Regions from separate parts of the Homo sapiens genome. Here region 2 is linked to region 1. A link is a loop called in an ENCODE intact Hi-C map of the cell type or tissue named here. Cell type or tissue: gastrocnemius medialis. All regions are shown on one strand.

What was found. Peaks named below come from ENCODE experiments on the same cell type or tissue, not always from the same donor. Only the 100,000 strongest peaks of a DNase experiment are listed, where the experiment ranks them.
Region 2: it touches region 1 in a loop (6-fold over the local background); 4 of 110 quality-filtered maps call a loop at or near these places.

The regions. Positions count from the first base shown.
Region 1 is chr2:23,520,437-23,528,436 of GRCh38, forward strand. All of the region lies in intron 2 of KLHL29 (kelch like family member 29), which reads left to right. It overlaps LOC105374325 (a long non-coding RNA gene), which reads right to left. Exons shown (of 2, transcript XR_939831.2): 1 at 3,515-8,000. Among named protein-coding and RNA genes, the nearest start is that of LINC02923, 140 kb to the left of the region's middle. RefSeq lists enhancers at 1-193, 2,768-3,967. In gastrocnemius medialis, no CTCF peak of the experiment used is centred here; DNase peaks (open chromatin) are centred at 3,335, 3,685 and 4,085; H3K4me3 peaks cover 3,104 bases; H3K27ac peaks cover 5,275 bases.
Region 2 is chr2:23,585,771-23,593,770 of GRCh38, forward strand. All of the region lies in intron 3 of KLHL29 (kelch like family member 29), which reads left to right. Among named protein-coding and RNA genes, the nearest start is that of LINC02923, 200 kb to the left of the region's middle. In gastrocnemius medialis, no CTCF peak of the experiment used is centred here; DNase peaks (open chromatin) are centred at 3,291, 3,611 and 4,171; H3K27ac peaks cover 8,000 bases.

The DNA of each region.
Region 1 (8,000 bases):
GCCGGGGTGATGGAGGAAAATAAGAACAAAGCTGGCTGTGTTTGCTTGTGTTGGAATCCAAGGAGGGGACCTACTGGAATTTCCCTCCCTTTGCTGGAGGCCAAGGTCAGGCCACTGCCCTGACCTCTGTTTCCTGGGCCCTGAGATCATGGCACTGTCAGAGCCCACTGGGAAGGACAGGCGCAGGTGATTATTTATACAAGTCTTTTCTTTCAGTGGACTATTTACGTACTCCCAACACTTTAAGGAAAGAAACTTTGGTTTCACAGTGGATGAAAGTTTTCCCATGCTTTAAGGTGACTCTTTCATACATTTCTTCTTAGTACAACACAAATCTCATTATAGGAATTTCAGTATTTTAACAAAAGGAACCACAGTCATCGTAATGAGATCCCCGAATAAAGTTCAGTTCATTTTCATCTGTCTTTTCTCCCCAAATATTATTGCTAGAAATGTTACATTATCATAAACCCGAGTTCAGGATGCATAGTTTCCACAATTGTCTTCTTTCCTCCATATACAAATTCTGATTACTGCTTTCATTTTACAAAGACCACCCCCCCCCCCGCTCCCCCTCAGGGGTGTTTCCATCTTCTCAGATATTTTTCTTTGCCTTACCCCAAGCTACGTACATAACCGGATGGCTAGAATTAGGAGAGTCGATGGTGGATATTCCTGTATCCGTCTATCTGCCCCCTGCCTGCCATGTGGTGTGGGATACATGCAGGAGGTATCCTGGGAGGGGACTGCTTCGAGGGGCTTCCCCAAGGGCATTCCTTGTGGCCATGCAGAAGGCCATGCAGAAGGACTCCCAGGGAAGGCTGTGGCCCAAGCCCTCCTAGCCAGCTCTGCCTGCAGGAGGAAGGACAAGGGACTCCTACATGGCACCCTTGGAGGCGAGGTTCGTGCACTGGAAGTTTCCAAGCAGACTTTATTTCCACTCAGCCATGTCAGAAACCTCTAGCAGGACTGGTGCTCTAACTTCACACAGGGTTTCAGAGTCAGGGCCTTCTCCCTAGTACAGTGAAGCTGCAGGTGCAGCCTGTCCCCTAGGTCCATGTGCTGCATTGGGCCAGCTGGGCAGTCATGAGCTCCCTCAGCATCCTCAGGCCCAGTAGCCACTCCTCTCTGCCTCCTCCCTGGTGTCTATTGATGTCTCTGCAGGGAACATGCTCCAGGTGACCCAGACACTGAGCACTTTGCAGGCAGGCAGCATCCTCCCCATAGCTAAGAGTAGTAACTACCTGTACCCCATTTCTTGGGAGGAAACAGAGGCTCAGTTTCAGCACGTTGTTCAATAGACTGCAGCCAGATGGTAAACATCAGAGCCAGGACGTAAGGCTCTGTTGAATTCCAAAGCCCACACTCTTAAGCAGTCTGTGGTCTTAGTAGTATCATTAATTATGCAATGATGCATCAATACTCAGGGGTCCCGTAGAGGTAGTTGGGACGTTTATCCCTGAACTAAATGGTCAAAGCTCACTATGCTTACTAAGTTTGTGCACCTGCTTTTCACAGCCTTTCTGCATCTCCCCTTATTCTCATTAGTTAAACTTGCCATGGTCATTGTTTTTGCCTAAAGCACTAGTACCCACCTGACCTGCTGTGGACCTGCTTGTTAGAATTGTTTGCAAAGGAAGCATCCATAGGCTATGAACAAGGATGCTGGGGCTTGCCTGTGAACACCAAGCTTCAGTGTGTGTTTATTCTAAGGCTTTTTTTTTTCTTTTGAGATGGAGTCTAGCTCTGTTGCCCAGGCTGGAGTGCAGTGGCATGATCTTGGCTCATGGCAACCTCCCCACCTCCCAGGTTCAAGCAATTCTCCCACCTCAGTCTCTGAGTAGTTGGGACTATAGGCGTGTACCATCACGCCTGGCTAATTTTTGTATTTTTAGTAGAGATGGGGTTCCACCATGTTGGCCAGGCTGGTCTCGAACTCCTGACCTCAAGTGATCCACCTGCCTCAGCCTCCCAAAGTGCTGGGATTACAGGTGTGAGCCACCACACCCAGCCTCTAAGGCCCTTTTGATTGCTTTTTGAATTTTGGTTATGTTTGGGATCACAGAAGGATGCTTGTTCTTATTTCTGGGCAGATGGAAGACCTTTTACCTTTTTGAAATCTGATCAGAAAAAAAAAAAAGCTTTTTGCAGGTTGGAGAGTCATCAGGTGGGGTGGGAAGGTGAGGCGGGTCTTTTGGGTTCTCTTCCCACAAAGTAGGCTGGTAGCCTTGAGTATGAGTGGGGAAACCCATGGCTCAGTCTCTGGAGAGAGAGTTTCTTCTCCTCCAACCCAAGCCCTGAGTCTGGACCCCCGAGCTTTTATTCCTGACTCCAGTGGCAACTCTCTCTAAAGCCATCTACCACCTCCAGGCCAGGCTGTTGGACGTGCAGCTCTTCCCCTGCTGCCGCCACAGAGTTTACAGAGTAAGCCCAGCCCTGCAGAGGTGACCAGTGCTGTGCAGATGTGAGGACCTGCATGGACTCGACTTTGTCAGTGCCCTGATTGCGTTCCCTGTGGAGCTGACCACGAGAGCAGGTGTTAGAGCCGTCTCTGAAGAACTGAATGTTAGAATCTATGCGCCTGCCTGTGGGGGTGGTTACGGGCATTTAGTGGGGAGGGGGGATGGTTCTCAGAACCTTGGGGGGCAGAGGCATTCAGAACTGCCTGGCATTCTCACTTCCACTGGTTTCTTTACCAGCACCAGTGTGCATTTTGTTCAGCAAACCCGGAACTCAGGAAGCTTTGCCACCTGGGTGCCTGTCAGCGGCAGCACGGTCCACCCCAGGGTGGGCTGGGGCAGAGGGCCTGCATGCCACAGCGAGAGCAGAAAGGGAGCAGAGCCATTTTGTAGAGCGAGTTTTCCAACCCCTCTTATGATCCTTCCTCTATTCTAAAGCAAAGGACATAAATACTAAACGGTGGTTCTTGCCAGTGCTGATAAGGAAAACCAGTAAATGCAGGAGTCTCATTAAGAAAATCCTAAAATTTTAGTCTTATCACTGCTGCAACATAATACAGTAAGTATGTTAATTCTAACCTCCCTTAGCTTCCCCCCGCCAAAATCCCTTTCAGCTAAGGCTGGCAGGAATGAACTGCACTCTGGCTACAGACTGAAGCCACGTCTGATTTGGATTTTTTTCCTCGCCTTGGCTTCACGTAGTGAGTCTCCTATTTGGGTGGACATGGCTTTTACCCCCTCATACTTCCCAGCTGCCTTTGCCATTATTCAGTTCAACAAACATTGAGGAAGTACCTACTGTGTGCAGGCCACAGTCGTAGGAGCTGGGAAATGTCAGAGTCAGCTGAGTTCATCTCTTTGCAAGAGCCAATAAGCCGACGAGGGAGCAATGATTTATAGGCCAAGCCTGCCAGCCGGCCTTGTCCCCAGCAAAGACTCATTTCAACAAGCTTCTCTTCCAAGTGATTATTTGCTGTTTGTACTGCTTGGACTTGGCACGCTTCTACAATTCCTTTTACCAAAGAGGAAAGAGGGACCTTGAAGTAAGTACTTACCTCGTAAAGAGAAGATTCCATGCGTCTTTCGGGAGCTTGCCTAAACACCACCAGCGTTGCTCTGTCATGTGAATGAGTTTTTTTTACCAGCATGCCTTCCTCTTCCGAAGGCCTTCCCCATCTAGGGTTTTTTCTCCCCATGACACCTCAGTGTCGTAGGTAGCGGAGATGCAAGTGTTCCCATTTCTCGGAAAAGGAAGCCGATGCTGGAGCGGGGGATGACTTGCTCAGTGCTGTGCTAGGGAGTGGCAGAGCCACCCAGGCCCAAGTGCCCGGCTCCTCATCCACATCTCTTTCTATTACACCAAACCCAGAGCGGGCAGGCAGGGCAGAAGAGACTACAGAAGCACAGGCGCCTGCTGGGCCGGCCTTGGCTCGGAGGGGCTCAGGAAGACCCAGGAAGTAGCAGGCCAGGAAATACCTTTAGGTCCTGCCCCGGGCTCCCGGGAGGCGTCGGCAGGAGAAGCAGGGCAGCAGCTGTGAGTCACGGTGATGGATGTTCATGGCTCACGGGTGGGCGGCTCGCGCGTGCACTGGTGCCAGGGTGGCCACACGGCTGGCAGGCCAGTGGGCTGGGTGTCACATTTCAGCAACATGATCTCTGCTCTGCCCAAGTGAGGAGGAACATGCTTGCGGGCATCTGTGGCCTTCAACTCAGAGAGGGGGTGGGTGGAGGGACGAGGTGGTTGAGAGGACACCTCTGATTCGATCTGTTCCGTTCCTTTGCTGGCCTTGCCACCCTTTCCAGTGCTGTGCATGTGTCCCTCCCAAGAGTCCAGAAAGCTGGATTTAAAAGTCAAAGTTTCTGAAGGACTTCATGGTGAGCAGAACACATTTGGTATGAAAACATTACAGGAAAACAAAAGCCTCCCAGGCTTCCTGCCTCTCAGCAAAAGAATTGGAAGGCATTTTCCATGTGGGGAGGGAGGCCATTTCTATTTCATGGGGATCTTAAAAGTAATTTTGCTGCCTGTAATTTTTTTTATCCAAACTCTCTCAGACTTTGGTTCTCAGCTGGATGACTTAGTGATCTCTAAAATGTGCTGACATTCTGGCTCGTAAGAATACATACTGTTACTTTTAATGAATGAGATTTGTTTTTAAAAGATCTCCTCAAATCAGCTGAGCACTCCAGGTGCAGCTATGGCACTGATGCTGGGAGGGGAGGCCAAATGCCTGACTTCAAGGTGCTGGGAGCTAAGTATTCCTGTCTCGGCACGTAGGAGGGAGGAAAAAGCCAGAGAAGACTTGAGGACTGAGAATACAGGCTAAGGCCAGGCCCACGCCTGGAAGAGAAGAACTTTCTCTTTGTCTCCTTGCCCACTGCCTGTCCCTGAGCCTGCGGGACTGGGAGGGCAGAGGACACTTCTGGGGTTTGGCCCAGAGAATTTATTTCTTCTTTTCTTGTTTTCCGCTACACCACGTGGCTTCAGACCATGACATTTCTGTTCAATGCCGTCAGTGCCTTGGTTTGAGGAGAATGTCTGTGTACCCAGCTTCCATGGCCAAGAAGAAATGGTGGCCGGAGCTTGCTGGCATCTGCTCTTGCCCTGTCTCCCTTCCTCTCTCTCCTGCGTGACCAGCAGCCAAGGGACAGTTCCTTCTGGCCAGGCAGTGGGATGGAGCTAAGGGGGAGGAGATGCAGGAGCAAGGCCCAGACCCCCGTCCTGAGCTTGGCGGCGAGGGGCCTGGTTTTGCCCTGCCTGGGAAGAGTAAGGCATGGAACCTGCTGGGACTTTCCTCGCTCCCCAGAGGCCGAGTGAGCCCCAGCCCCTGCCCCCCCCCCCCACCCGAGGCGAGCCAGCAGAGCCAGGGCCCACCCGCTATTTTTAGAAAGCTATCAGGTGCGCAGGACGCCCAGTTGCCTTTTTCCACCTATTCGGGCTCATTCTAGGGATCCTGTGTTGCTGCCCCAGGCCCCACCTGTCCTGATGTGATTGTCTTACTGTGGCCTGGAGCTGGCACGAAGCTTCCTCCCGATGCAACCCAGCCACCCTTCTGGCCTCATCTGGCCATGGCAAGTCACGTCCCTGACATCCGTGGACCTGCAGCCATTGTGTCCTCAGAAGCGTGGATGTTGGGCCCTAATGTTTGCCCTCCTCTGCTTCCTTGAGAGGAAGGTAAAGGCTGAAAGGGAAAAGCAGGTTAGGAAAAACCTGGAATAGGGATCCCATCGTGAGGAGTGTTAAGTCATTGAGTAGAAGATTCTGGAGCCTTTGTTCTAGAGGAAGCTGCATGGAGTGTGCAGTCTGGCAGGGGATGCCCACGTGCAGTCGTGGTGTTCATTGCCAGCGCATGCAGTTCAGAGGAACGTGGGCGGTCGGAGGAAGCGTCACAGGGGAGGGGAAACCAGAGCTGTGGTCAGGGCATGCGGGAGGGGTGGCATCGAAGGCAGAGGGACCACAAATGCTGCGCTCTTGGCCTGGCAGCGGGACAGCCCATGCGTGACTAAGGAACGCCGAGGAGGCACGAGGCTGGTGCAGAGGGCTCTGCAGGGGCCGGGGGAGGAGAGCCTGGAGAGAGCCTGAGACGCCCTGAATTCCAGGTGAGGTGTCTGGACGAGATCCAGCAGATGGTGGGAAAAACCACTGAAGGTTGGAGGGGAGAGAGAGGAGCCTAGTGGGCTGGTGGCCTGCTCTGCCCTCTGCCTACCAGAGTGACCTGGCCTCCTCATGGTCATAGAGCAGCAGCAGCCGTGGGTCCAGAGCAGCACCTTTGTGGCCTGCCCTCCACACCCAGCTCACAAGTCTCTAGCGTGGGGTGAGCTGGGGTTGGCTCCGTGGCTCCCAAGAGCCCATTGTTAACGTCTCTTCCCAGCTCCTCATTAGGAGACAGCACCTTGGTAGCTCGAAACGGCCACAGTGGGAATATTTATACAACAGAAACTGATGAACGCTGCATGCACATCAGGGTCTGGGTGGGTTTTTTTTGTCCACCACCACCAGCAGAGCCGGGTGTTAAACATTTACCAGTATAGCTCTGGGTAACAGGGAGCCCCCGCAGGGTTTCGTGCTCGGGGTTAGCATGGTGGGCTGAGCAGTGACCACACGGGGCTGGTATCCTGCGTTGGTGGACATGTGTTGTGTCACTTCCCTGCTAGGAAGCTAGGATGGGGAGTGGGGATGGAGCCTCAACCAGGAGAACTGGGCGACGGTGGCCATGTTGGCCCATTCTGAAACCAGGCTCCTTAACATGGGCTCCCAGACCCTAGACACGGCTCACACGGAGGACACGTGTGTTTCCTGCCTCTGCTTCATCACCTGAGCAGGCCCTGCCCAGCTACACTGGACCTCTTTCCAGTCCTTAAATGCGACCTGCTTCTTCTCCCCTTTAGAGCCAGCACGTGCTTGCCCCTCCCTCAGAATCACGCCCCCCAGCCACCCCAGGGTGGGGGCTGGGCAGCATTAGTATACCACACTGTGTCTGCAGGGCCCTCGTGGGTGTTGCCCAGCAAAAGCCCCGCCATGCTGTCTGCAGCATCCCTTCTGCCTGCTCAGAGACTGTGGAGCCCAGAGCAGGGAAGGACTGCCCTTTCCTGGGGTGGGTGGAGAGGCTTGCCTGCTTAGAAAGCTGTGAGCAGAACTTAGAGGCTGTGAGCAGAACTTAGAGGCTGTTCATCTCCGGGCACAGAGCTAGAGCCTTTCTCAGCGAAGAGTCGGCTTGGTCTTGACAGCACGGTGAAAGCAGTAGGATTGGTTCAGTGTTCTCGAGTTCCAAAACACGCAGCCCACGAAATTGTCCAACAACCTCGCCACATGGGTTGTGCTCTCATTTCAGAGGTGAGGAAACTGAGGGCCAGGTGGTTAGCTTACACCCCAAGCCTCCATAGGAGCAACTGGTAGTCCCCAGGCCTTGATCTTGATTCCTGGAGCCCTAAACCCCGAGTCAGCTTTCTGCATTGAAGGTTTTGGACCATTCATCCCAACCAAACGTAGACATCAGGAGCAGCCCAGGCTCTGCCAGGAGATCAAGGTGCAAGGCCCCCAGGCTACTGCAGACCCCATCACCACCACCCCTCTGGGACCTGCCTCTAAAATGGGAGTTAATGGCGGCTGTGAATACACTGTTGCATTTGTTGCTCTTTTGGGAAAAGAAAAACCTGGCTTCTAAGAGCTGTTGTATTTTATTTTTCTGTAAAGAAGAAATTAATTTTAGTCTTTCTTTTTGGTTTAAAATGTTGTTCTTTGCTTTTTCTGCCCTACAATTTAAAAGGAAACATTTGTCTGTTGAGAAAAGAAATGGTAATTATAGACTAAAAATTGTTTCTATTCTGATTTGAAAAAGTGACAAAAAAAAATTCCATCGCACAGATGGGGCTCTGCTGACGGAGGGTGTTTAACAATGAAGCCCTGGGCCGGTTTGGGGCTCGGAATGGCTGGAGGTGGGTGTGGGATTGGGTGTTGTGGGGCGAGGGGCTGTTTCCGAGGCTGGTCTCCATTTCCGATGCTGGTTAGTCACTAGTTCCTGCACTCTCCGTGTGGTTCAA
Region 2 (8,000 bases), 65 kb after region 1:
ATAGGAAGGAAACAGTGCCAAGCCCACCAGCCGCCCTCCCAGAAACGAACTTCCAAGCAATAGCAGACTCTGCTCCAGAGAAGGAGAAGCACTTTATTTGCTCTACCACCGGGGAGAGTTTAAAATTAGACCAGGCGAAGCTCAGGAGGATATGCTGTTGGGAGCAGTTCTGGTGGCCTTTGGAAGGGTTGGCTGGGATGTGGCTGATGGGCTTTTTTCATTCCCAATGTTTAAGCCTAGCCTGGAGCCAGGACTATGCAGAACGAGAGCACACAGAAGGCCTCTGGGGAGGCTTAACTATCTAGGGACACCTCTCAGCCCTGTGTCAGGAATTGTTGCAGAACCCTTGAAGTAAGCAGAGCTTAAATGGAGTGTGACCTCAGAAAATGCTACTTAAAAAAAATTGTGGTAAGCGATACATAAAATAAAATTTGCCATTTTAAAGTGTACAATTCAGGGGTGTTTTGTACATTCCTAAGGCTGTGGGACCATCACCACTATCTAGTTCCAGAATGTCTTTATCACCCCAAAAGGAATCCCCATACCCATTAAGAGCAGCCTCCCCCCCATTCCTTCTACCTAAAAGCATTACTTTTTTTTTTTTTTTTTTTTTTTGAGACGGACTCTTGTCCAGGCTGGAGTGCAATAGCGTGGTCTCAGCTCACTGCAACCTCCATGTCCTGGGTTCAAGCAATCCTTCTGCCTCAGCCTCCCAAGTAGCTGGGATTACAGGCACCTGCCACCATGCCCGGCTAATTTTTGTATTTTTTAGTAGAGATGGGGTTTCACCATGTTGGCCAAGCTGGTCTTGAACTCCTGACCTCAGGTGATCCGTCCACCTGGGCCTCCCAAAGTGCTGGGATTACAGGCATGAGCCACCGCGCCCGGCCAGCGTTACTTTTTAAAGTAAGGATCGGGGGATGACCTCAGGAAACGTCCATTTAGCTGATGTTGGGGAGGGAGAAGCCCTTGTGCTTGAGCTTAGCCCCTCCTTGGTGCCCCTCAGCCTCGAGAGGGCTGCCTGCCCCTCTCCCTTAGCACACGCCGCATTGTAGTTAGTTGTCTAAATGCTCTCTTCCCCCCACGGGCACTGCCAGTGTCTGATTCCTCTCTGTGACCCCAGCTCCTAAAACAGCAGGGAGTATCTCGCAAGCCTCAGCGACATTTGTTGGCCGGAAGGATATAAAAACCAGTCATTCAGTAGCTGATGTGCTCCGTCTTATTGTTGGGGGATATAACTCTTTGTCCCAGAGTTGTCATACTTTTGATCCCTGCACAGAAAGAAGCAAACCCAGAGTAGGAAGAACAGGCCTTTCATGTCGCTCCTTTTAATTAGACGCCCTGTTAAATTGCAGCAATTTTGCACTGTGGTTCCCTCTCAGCGTGTCGAGAAGCTCTGAAGACGCTCTTAACCAAGGAAGCCAGGAGTTCATTTTATTCTTTTCCTCCTTATTTTCTTCCAAAGGCCAATTTACTTTTTTTTTTTTGGACATTTTGCTTTTTGCCGGTGCTGTTCGTTGATATTTGTGTATATAACAATGCTCCTTTCATAAAGGAGGTGAGCGTGGTGGAGTGGAATCCTCAGGGCCCCCCACTAATCACTTTTGATGGAGTAAGACTTGGAGAATCAATGATTTTGCCTTAGAGTCAGAGGAAATTTGCTGTTCTCAAGCCCTCGTACATGGAAATATAAGCCACCAGGAGAGCCCAGCCTCCCCCGGGCTACCCGAGTCCCCCCTCCACTGCCTGGCAGGAGCTGGAAAGATCAAAGGGACAGATGACAGTGCTTGGCGCCCATTTGTCACTCCATTGGAGGGAACCAGTTGCAGTGTTAACAGTCAGGCCTGGTCCCATGTTTCATGAATATTTGAGAATGTTTGCTGGCAGAATTCTAACTGCGCTGTGTCCTCCACGGCGTACGTGTCACCCATATTCCAGAGCCTAATCGGAGCTCTGGGGGAAGGAAGCACCACTTCTCCATTAGATTCCTTTATTATCCTAAAACATGCCTGCTAAGCGGTTCCGTGTCTGGGGTCTAAAGTCCGTGTGGTCCTTCTCATTCTTGCTCCTCCAAGAATCCTGACGCATGGGCAGGGAAAGTGTTTTATTGTTATGGACTAATAATTTAGAGGCTAGGGAAGGAATGGCCTTGTGTGCTGGCCTCGTTGTAACAATTTTTCTCATGTGTCTTCCAGCCTGTTCATCTGTCGCGTTTATTTCTAAAAAGTCCTCTCACCTGCCCTCTGCTGTCCTCAGATCCCATCCACGGCCCTCACCTCCCTCATCCTTCTCTGTAACCTCTGACAATTCTGGATGACCTGGTCCCCGCCATGCACTTTGGGCTTGCCCCTGCCCTGTGAGTAGCCTGACAACCCTGCACACACCCCTGGGGTGGTGCCAGTGCCTGCTCCTCCTCCTGGCCTCCCTGCCACCCAGCCCGGCATGAAGCTGAACATCGAGTGGGCCCCAGGAGAGAGGCTGAGTTGGTATGGCCAGGACTCTCCCTTGGCCCAGTGGGAAGGTGCACCTGCCCACTTGGGAGCAGGCCTCAGCACCCCTCACCAGTTTCAGGTTGCCCACTCTCAACAGCAGCTAAGTCAGAGCTCCGAGGGCTGCTCCCCACCCACCTTCAGCCTCCCAGGCCTCCCCTTGCCCGCCTGGGCCCTGGAGACACATGCTTCAGCCACAGGCAAGTCTGTTTCCCTTCCATGGGGTTTTCTCCACACCACAGCAGTGGTACCTCTGGGCTTCTCTCCCTGGCCCCTGCCCCAAGGAGCCCAGATCCAGTGTGGTGCTTCTTAGACTGTGGTCTGAGGCCTCCTGCTTATAGAACAGGCAGATTCCCAGACATTGCCTCTCCCCTAACCAAAGTTTATTGATTCTGAGTCTCTAGGGCTGTGGCCTATATTTGCATTTTTAACAATCTCCCTCGGGACTTTTTATGCACTGAGATTTGAGGCCAGGGTTGTTCTAGGCTGTACCGGCAGGTGGACTGGAGGCCACAGAGAAGAGGCAGAGTGAAATTGTGCCGGGCCTGGCTTGGAGCACCCACCAGCCCCCGGAAGACAAGTCTCACCCAGAGCTCTCCGGTTAAGCCTGCCGAGAGAGAGGCACCAGGAGGCAATCTCCACACTCTCAGACACCAGCCGTACCCAAAGATTGATGATTTCAGACACCGGGCCTCCCGGCCACATCCTCACTGCCTCACTCACGCGTCACACCATAGCTCTTGGTTTATGTGTTTGTCTCCTGGTTACACGTGTGTTCCTCGAGCCCCAGGATGCGTCTTATTCATTCTTCTCTCCACCCGCCCACTGGGGTTTGATATGTTGAAGTTGCTCAATAAATGTCTGTGAATTTAATATAATCAAATGGCTGAATTGAGGCAGAAATGAGCCAGGCGGCCTTTGCGCCCCGTTCCTGGGCTTGTGCCTTGCCTGCAGGAATGGAGAAAGGCCTGGCCTGCCTACACTTCCCCTGGTGAAGGAAATATTGATTTTGCTGTTTGTTTTGCAAGGAAGCTGTCCCCACTGGGACAGCCAGATCTAGAGCACATGAAATGGAAACTCCGAAGAAGGCAGTGCGCTGGCAGCTGGTCTATTAATAGGGCGGCCTGGGTGTGTCCAGGTGGAGGCGGCCCTGGGCCTGTGGGGCACCCTTGGAGCTGTGGCCTTGGGGACCAGGGTTATCCCGGAATCCCGCCACCCACCCACCTCGGTTTAGCTCCACTCCACACTGCTGTGGAGATGTGAAACGTGGCAAAGTCATTTGCAGGTTGCCTTTTCAGTGGGAGCCAAGTTGAGCGGCCTTGGCCCCAGGACCCCAGAGAAGATCTCCTGCCACCCCTGTTGGCTAGAACACAAGGGTCAGCAGACAGAAAGCCCATTTGGGACCTGCAGAGAAGTAGGCTTTTCCTCTCTGCCTCAGAGGAAAATCTGAGTTGAGCAAACAGTCCAACTCAGCAGCCATCTGGATGTTACATGGTCCAGAAGCTAAATCCAGCACTCTGGTTACTCAGAACAATTCTCTCAGGAGCCTTCCCAAATTTGGGACTCAGTGACCTTTAAAGGGGGTGCTAGTTCTGTAAGCACAGGGCAGGTGAGGCTGCCATGTACAGCTGTACAAGCTGTGCACTGAACAACTGTCAACGTCTATTCTGGGTCCTGCCATATTGTGATAACTTGCAAAGGCATGCAGCTGGCATCCTGGGAGAGCCCAGCCAGCCCTTCCAAAGGGAGGCTGCCTAAAGACCAGGAAATGGAGCAGCCAGCTGTGCTGGAAGGCCCAGTGTTCAGACACCTCACTTTACAGACAAAAGCAGAGGCCTAGAGAGGGAAGGGAGACGTTCAAGGTCACACAGCATCTATGGAAGAGCCAACTGCATGGCTGGGCTTCCTGGCCCCAAGCCCGCTCCTGCCCCTTGCCCGCTTTTCTTCTGTTGTATTCCTCTGATACTCTCTCTGCCCTGGGACCAGGGAGGGATGCAGCTTTGAAAGAAGCACACATTCTGAAGTTTTTTTGCCTCTGCCCAAGCAGAGTTCTAGCTTCTGGTTTTCTCGAAGGCCCTCGGTCGGGCAGGTCCTTCTCCCTGCTGTTTGTTCCAGCTCAGACCTATATGTTTTGTCCATTTCACGCTCCACCTCCTGCTCTCCCCAGATTGTTTCCTGTAGGTTTTGTTTTTGCATCTGCCCCTGCCAAAGTATGTGGGTTGACGTGGAAGACCTGAACACTCTGGGAGCCTTTGAAGCAAGGATGGATTTATTCCTTTCAGGCCACAGACGCCATGCCGAGGCCCTGGTTCCCCTCCAGACCTGTGCGAGGTCCTGAGCATGGCCCAGTGCATGCTAAAATCCCCACCCACACACAGAGGCTGCGGATCCATCCCCGAACTTCAGGGGCAGCTTCTGAAGTCCAGGCCACCTAGAACCAGGGTCCCTAGCTCCCCTTCTGGAACCCAATCCCCTACATGGCCCAGGACCCAAGCAAGGCAGGGAGAGTGCGCCGTGAGTCAGCAGCAGATCAAGTGGTCGTTTATTCAGCAGCGATGGCAGCCAGAGGCCCACATCCATGCATTCATTCACTCCATAGATAAGTGTTTATTTAGGATCTACCGTGTGCCTGTGCTGAAGTGAGAGGCCCTGATCGCCACAGACGTCCCTGCCGCTGGGAGCTCACATGCTAATGGGTGAAAGCCGATGACAAAATAAGTCAGGAAATCTCAGATGGCCCAACGACCCCCCTGAGAAATAAAGCAGGAAAAGAAGTCTGAGAAATAAAGCAGGAAAAGAAGTCCGAGAGCGCCAGGCCGGAAGGTGGGGAGCGCTGCGACTTTAAACAGCACACTCAGGGGACTCTGAGCAAAGACCTGGCAAGGTGAGGGGCAGCCATGTGGGTATCTGGACAAGCATGTTGAGGCCAGGGGTGAAAAGGAGCAACGGCCCTGAGGGAGGGGTGAGGAACAGACAAGAGGCCGGTGCCCTTGGGGCAATTTAGCTGTATCTCTCCGGCTGCCCTGCAGACTAAACAGGACAAGGAAAGAGCCAGGACACAGTCCGCAGGCTCCTGTGTCCTGTCCCGTCCCAGGCCAGCCCTCTCTGTGCTCCTGAGCCACATGACAGCTGCTTCCTGGGCAGAGCCTTGGGCGTCCACAGCACTTCAGACTCACTTCTTCCCCCACGTGACTCTTCACATCTCAGCCTCCCCCTGGGTTTCCTGATGTGGAGCCCCCATCCCAACCCCCATGTTCCCATCCGCATGTCCCTGACTCCTCCTGCTCCTTACCCCCCACAGCCAGTGACTACTCTAGGTCTGTCCATTCTGTTGTTAAACCTCTCCACTGTCCATCCTGTCACTGCGTCTGCTCGGCCACCGTGCTGGCCAAGGTCCTCGCCCGGTCTCCTCTGGACTGCTGTAAAACCTCCCATGGGTCTCCAGCACTCCATCCTGTCCCTCCAGCCTGCCCTCTCTACCCTCCAGAGACCCCCATCCACAATCAAGATAGAACTCGCCTTCCTCGTCGCGTTCCAACCTCATCTGCTGCCCACACCCACCCGCCCCTCAGGGCAGCCCCCCTGGGAGCGGTGCACATTCTCATGCTGCTCGTTTCAGCTTCTGCCCTCACTCCTTCCTCTTCCTTTATCTCCAGAAACCTGGTCCTAACCATCTCTTTCCTGAAGTCTTTCTTGCCAAGCCCGTTTAGCCTCAGAGCAGCTCCCCTTAGGACTGCCAAACAGGCATCTGCCGTGACTTGGAGCACGGAAGGTTTTCAGCAAATGTTTGTTGAATGAGTGAATGATGGGCTTTTCTTGAGCACCTACTGGAAGCGGGCTGCACCCACTCACTGCTGTGGAAATTAGAGACCCTCTGGAGGGGCCCATCCTCATCAGTGGTTGGTGGCCCCAGCTGGCCTGCAGCAGCAGTGGCATTCACAAAGGGAGCCAGCCAGGGGCACAGGAGCACGTCAGAAGCCCGGCCATCAGGCTGGTGACCCCGGCTCCAGGGCCCCATTAGTCCCAGGGGTGCCGATTCCCATCCTGAGCCCCTGGTTGCCCACCCAAAGCTCCAGGCCACTCTGACCCTAAGACCCAGGAGTCCTAGAGGCTGAGCCCTGCTGTCTCTGAGCTCTGCTTCCTGGAGCTGTTATTTGTGTCCTGGGGCAGCTGCTCGGGAACATTCTGACCTGGGAGCCAAGCAGGGACCTAGCAGTTGAGCTGCCCAGAGAGAGGCTCAGGGTCCACATGGCCGCAGGCCGGGGGCCTCTCCAGGAGCACAGAGATGTGTGCAGGCCCTGCCAGGCTGGCTGCAGCCTGGGTCTCCTCTGAAGTCAGCCCTGCTTTGGGGTCGCATGGAATTTTTAGTGCAAAGCAAGAATCCATCCTCTTTCCATAGTAGACCTGACAGGGATGTGGCTTATCTGCCCAAAAGAGAGGGAAGAACCAAGAGCTTGCAATGACCTTGCTCCTTCTCAGGGACAGCCAAGAGGACAAGATTCTTTATGAATCTGTTGAAGCAAACAGACCATCTCCTGGCCCCCAAAGGGGAATGGAAGTCCCGGTGACCTTCTGCAGGTAAGCTGGTGTCCCCTCCCTGCAGGCACGTTGGTCCAGGAACTTTACACTTGACCCAAAAGCCTCTCTTGAGAGATTTCCACCATTTGGTTTTGTAGGTCTTTAAGACTTTTCCCAGCTACCCCACTGGTCTTCTCAGGGCTTCATTGTTCTCTGCTCGAGTGCTGTGGTTTGTGTCCACCGTGGAGTCATGCAGAAATTAGCAAGCAGGAGCGGGTGGGGATATTGAGGTCCTAGATAAGTTGAAGTAGACTAGAGATGTCCTTTGGGAAGGGGGCCACCCCAGCTCCCGGGAGTCCTTGGGCTGGAGGTTGTCAAGCAGGCTGGAGAAAGAACATCTTTGTCACCAGCGTGCCTCCTCTGGTGGCTTGTTGACTGTCCAGGACTTCTAATGTGATCCTGAGGCTCAAAAATGAAGAAAATCAGTCACTGATCCCAATGTTTTATTTACTAACCCTGTGGATGCTTGGGAGCATTCAGACACTGGAAGGTTTGGGTTGGATTTTTCACATTCTTTTCTGTGTGGAAGAGTGGGGGTGGTCATACAAGAGGGGTGAAAACAGGGCCTGCGGTGAATAGCTGCACAGCCCTTTTACTCTCCCCAAGCCCGGTCTCCAGGCCTATGTGTCTAACAGATGCATCTATTCAGTGCATCTGTTTGGTGCTGGTGCTTCTGGGTCCCCTTGGACAGCAGAATGTGTATGGGTCTCCCTTTCCTGTGGGGTGGTTCCTCTCACCACTCCTTTGGGGCAGTGGTGCGGAGGAGAAGTGATGGAAGGACGTCAGACCCCTCGGGGAACGTGGGGTCAGGACCAGGGTGGTCCAGGGAGCCTGCTCCCATCTACTGTGCCTTGACACCTAAAACCCAGCTGTGAAATGCAGTGTCTTCACCTCGGAAAGCCCTCCCAGGGGCTGCCCTTACAGTTTAGATAT